Regions from separate parts of the Mus musculus genome. Here region 2 is linked to region 1. The links are chromatin loops, found by intact Hi-C in ENCODE. Cell type or tissue: gastrocnemius. All regions are shown on one strand.

What was found. Peaks named below come from ENCODE experiments on the same cell type or tissue, not always from the same donor. Only the 100,000 strongest peaks of a DNase experiment are listed, where the experiment ranks them.
Region 2: a loop joins it to region 1, with 2.3 times the contacts of the local background. A loop is called at or near these places in 2 of 42 quality-filtered maps.

What each region holds. Positions count from the first base shown.
Region 1 is chr4:106,227,436-106,229,935 of GRCm38, forward strand. No RefSeq gene overlaps it. Among named protein-coding and RNA genes, the nearest start is that of Gm12724, 8.4 kb to the right of the region's middle. In gastrocnemius, CTCF peaks have their summits at 245 and 1,267 (motif pointing right); DNase peaks (open chromatin) are centred at 200 and 1,281.
Region 2 is chr4:105,304,206-105,306,705 of GRCm38, forward strand. No RefSeq gene overlaps it. Among named protein-coding and RNA genes, the nearest start is that of Gm40217, 14 kb to the right of the region's middle. In gastrocnemius, a CTCF peak has its summit at 1,160 (motif pointing right); no DNase peak of the experiment used is centred here; H3K27ac peaks cover 2,024 bases.

The sequences.
Region 1 (2,500 bases):
TACATGCCTCCTCTGTCTGGGTTTCGTGCTCGTAAGTCATTCTTGCAATATGCCATTCCTGCAAGAAGCCAGGAAAAGCCCTCTGAAGGGTGCTCCTGCTCTCCGAAGCATCGTTAGCATGTACATTCCCTCGTCCAGCAGGGAAGTAATGTGCTACTGGCACTGGCATAATTGAAGACGAAACTACCGGACATGGAGCGGGGCAAACACTACTTCTTAGCCTAGCCAACAGCACCCCCCAGTGCCAAGGAACAGGAAGGGGGCAAAAAGAGTAATAAAGCTACAAGTTTTCACATGTGAAAATTGAAAAACTCAGAAATAACCTTCAGGAAGAACCCCCAACATTTATTATACTTTATACCCAAAGGGATTATGGGTGGCCAACAATCACTATAAACAGTTATCCAAACAGGGCACAAAAATTTATTTCATGAAGATTTAAGCAATCAAAACTATCTAGTTTTAGGAACACATTCATCCTTTCTTGTATCTTTCCCATCAAAAAGGAAAGCACTCCTTTTATGTTATTAGTTACAATAATATGACATCAAGTGTCATACACTATACATAAATTGATGGGATCGAATAGCAGGTTGCTACCATTGTTGCTGTAAAAGAGCTACTGAAAATTAGGAGTTGTTTGTTTGTTTGTTTGTTTGTTTGTTTGTTTGAATTGCTGAACAAAGGCAAGGAGCAGGTGTGTGGTGTGAAGTGACCAGCAGGGTGAAGCTCAGGACCTGGCTTAGAAGATGGGACACGGGGAGACTGAAGCCACAGGGAAGATTACCAAGGAGTTCAGAAGAACCCAGGAAGAGTCATGGGTCTCCGTCTCAGTGTCTCGGGAGGGACACAGGAACCTTGCTCCCTGTCCCTGCTGTTCTTCAACCTTCCACTAAGCTGACCTATCTTCCCAGGGCTTGTGTGTGTGTGTGTGTGTGTGTGTGTGTGTGTGTGTGTGTGTGTGTGTGTGTGTGAGGTGTGTGTCTTAAATTCTCTGCCAGATTTTTAATTAGGGTTATTCTGCAAGGCAATTAATCCTCCTGGTCCCCTCACTATGGAGCGCTAATTCTAAAGCAATTAACCAACCCTTGAAACTGAGAAATAGGACATCTTCCTTTGCCAAAGGCTGTTAGGGAAAGGCTGTCTTCCGGGAGAGGCTAGGCACGGCTTCTGCTGTGCTTGACTAAGTTGCTCTTTGAAACCTCATTTGGTCCTAGGATTTGAAGGCCAAGGGAAGACCATAGGCCATTATCACAGTTTCGCCTATGCCCACAAGAGGGCAGTGGCGTATGCAGTCATAGCCCATGTTCTTCTCTAGACCTCAGCCTCTAGGATCAGACTAAGGGACTCCTGAAAACGATGAGATCCTGGGCAAGACAGTGGAAGAACACACACACACATGCACACACACACATGCATGCACACATGCACGCACGCACGCACCCCACATGTGCATGCACGCTACAGATGCTGCATGGGGGTTTGGAGGTGGCCCAGAAGGCTTCACCCAGTCTTCCCTAGACACACTACAGTCAGTCATACCTGTCACTTCCCCATCTCAGGTTTCCTCTGAAGCTCCTGGCACCAGAAACCTAGGGCCACCCAGACCCAAAGTGTGCAGCTCTGTAGTTGGGGCTCGGGTGTCCATGCTTTTTCAAACTCCTCAGGGTTAAGAGTATGCCTGTCAACACACAGGATGCAAAGTGAGTCTCCTATCCTGTAATAGGCTTCATGACACTGAACAGAGTGGAAGGCAATAAAATATACAATATCGTGAGAAGACCCATGGGAAACAGTATAGAAGTCAAGACCTGGCAAACACATATCCTACTGGAATTAGGTAGTTTAGGGAATGTTTTTAAGCAGATTATAAAAGAATAGTCAGAGCCAGGAGTTATAGTGCATGTATTTAACCCTCAGGAGTCAGAGACAAGATGAACCCAGCATGGTCAACAGAGTGAGCTCCAGGACAGCCAGAGCTGCATAAAGAAACCCTGTCTCTAAAAATAAAATTTTAAAAAGTAAACATTTAAAAAATTAAAATAATAGTGATAATAATTTGGGGGCAGAGAGGGGGGGAGGGAGGGAGAGAGAGAGAGAGAGAGTAGTCAGGATGCAGAAAAGCCACAGGGATCACACCTTCAGAAATAGCCAAACCCCAGAAGAGGAAGTGGTCATAGAAACATAGAGACTGGGAGACTAGGTAGGAAAGGCCATCTGGTAGAAACTGTGACCTCAGTAGATACACCAAAATCTATTCTCTCCAGCCCTCTGAATGCCAGAAGCCAAAAAAAAGAAGCAACCACGGAGTAAATCCCCAGAGACCGCCGTCCTAAGCCACAGAGCAAGATGGCAAAGTACAGAAATTGGATCTAGTTCACCCAATAGCTGTCAAACATTTGGCCATTGGCAGAAGTTGGTCCAATGCTTCTATATGCAGATACTATTGCATATTATATGATTTGAATAAGAATGGCCCCTAAGGCTCATATATGCAAAT
Region 2 (2,500 bases), 920 kb before region 1:
TGGCAAGTAGTTCATATTAAATTATTATAAATGATAACTGGATTGAGTTTTTAATTCAAGCCAATTGCCCACAAGGATAGCATTCAAAGAAAGACCCTCATAAGGCCTGTCTCTACAGAGGCTGAAATTCCAAGGGCACGGGTGCTAGCTGGTGCCAAGGTTTCAGAGAAGGGCAAGCATTATTCATTAAGAGACAGGGAAAGACACTCCCCTTCTGAAAGGGCAGAGGGAAACAATAATGACCATTTATTGAGTCCTGAACTATAGGAAAGTGCTTCATCTACTCTGAGTGCTCTGCCTCACGAAATCTAACAACTCTAAAGGGGGTGGGAGAGCAGATACAGCATTCTCCCCATAAAAGCTCAGGCTCAGAGAGTTTAACAACCTACCTACCAGGTCATTAATTGTACATTTGTGTGACATAAAGTGTGTTTTTTTGGATGTGTGTGTAGAGGGAGAGAGAGAGGGAGGAAGAGAAGGAGAGAAAGGGAGAGAGAGGAGGGAGAGGAGAAGGAGAAAAAGAGGAGGAGGAGGAGAAGAGAAGAGGAGGAGGAGGAGAGGAAGGGGAAGGAGGAGGAAGAGGAGGAGAAGGAGGAGAGGAAGGAGAAGGAGAAGAAGAGGAGGAGGAGGAGAGGAAGGGGAAGGAGGAGGAGGAGAAGAGGAAGGGGAAGGAGGAGGAGAAGGAGAAGGAGAAGAAAGAAGAAAGAAGAAGAAGAAGAAAGAAGAAGAAGAAAGAAGAAAGGAAGAAAGAGAAGGAAGAAGGAAGAAGGAAGAAGGAAGAAGAAGAAGAAGAAGAAGAAGAAGAAGAGGAGGAGGAGGAGGAGGAGGAGGAGGAGGAGGAGGAGGAGGAGGAGGAGGAGGAAGAAGAAAAGAAAAGCTAGGGGGGCTCCCCTCTGTCCTGAGACAGTCAGTGCTCAATGATGCCAACCTCCCATTGTTCCAGCCTTCCTCCTTTCTCTCCTCCCCTCAGTTTGAACCCAGGGTCTTGCACATGCTAGGTGCTTTAGAACTGAACTATAGTATTAGCCTTCTGCCTAGCAGCATTCTTAACTCCTGAAATCTGTAGAGCAAGCACAGGAGAGGGATTAAGTTTTCTTAATTAATTAACTAATTATTAATAAATTATTTTAATACATATGAATGTTTTGCCTAGATGTATGTCTGTGAACCATGTGAATGTCTGATGCCCATGGAGGCCAGAAGAGGGCATCAGATCCCCTGGGATTGGAGTTAGCAGTTGGTTGTGAGCCACCATGTGAATGCTAGGAACTGAACCTGGGTCCTTTGCAGTAGGCAACAGGTGCTCTTAACTGTGGAACCATCTTTCTAGCCCCTGGAACTGAGTTTTTTGGATTGGGAAAACTGGTAGAGGAGACAGAAACAGAAACACTGTTGAAAGGAGAAATCACAGGATGTTGGAAGTCTAGTTAGATAGAAAGGATAAATTCTAGTGTTTCACAACACACAAGGGTGACTGCAATTCACAACGCCTTATACTGGTAGATTTTATTTAAAAGGTACAGAAGTGCAGGATTTGTAAGCTTCAAACACAAAGAAATGGTAACTGTTCAAGGAGGAGATGGTAATTACCTGGACTGGATTATTACCGAAGACATACAGGTGTCAAACAGACATAATCACACTATATTCTGTAAAAATGTACACACAGATGAAAAACCGCAAAAAGAGATATCAGAAGGACTTGGCTTCCAAAGGCCGTGAGAACTTTTGTCGGGTTTGCTGAGATCTCTGGGGTCAGGACAAAGGAGTGGGTGGGGCTTTTTCTTATTGGTTAACATTATTAGCATCATTCCCTCCCTGTCAATCCCTTCCTGCTGTGCTACCTACTCTCATCCACTCAAAAGCCCTGGTGGCTGCCCCAATCTGGGCCACTTCCTCAGGGAAAACAGGATGTCTTTTGCATGCTGGAGCCAGGTCCCCGGGTATTTGGGGTGGGAAGAGACTGTCTAATGGGTGAACCCTGAGCTAGGCACCAGAGAGGAAGCCACGTTTCCGGGACTTGAGGAAACTGCCATTTCCTCCTCTAGCAGGAAGTGGCCTTGGCTATTCTCAGCACCAAGGCTTTGGCCCGCAGAGCAATGGAAATCACAGCCTGGCGCTGCCTCTGGCTTGCCTCCTACAGTTTAACAATCTACCAGTCAAAATAAACTGTCTCCTTAGGTCTCCCATGCATAGTTAAGGTAATAATTGAGAGAGAGAGAGAGAAGCCAGAGGCCTGCTTCAGCACAAAGGTACCGAGAATCTTTTAAAATGCCAGGCTGGTCTTGGCTTCTGGGGCCTCACTAAACTGCATAATTGAAGCATTGAGAAGACAAACCTGGAAGTTATGTGATGGCTTCTCAAATACCCAGTTGATTTGGAGGATGAGACTGTCCGTACTTTAAAAATACATGGGTAAGTCCTGGGGAAGCCTCATTGTTCTGGAAACTGGAGAAGGAGTGAGAGGGAACCGAGGTCCGATATAGACTCCATCAGACAG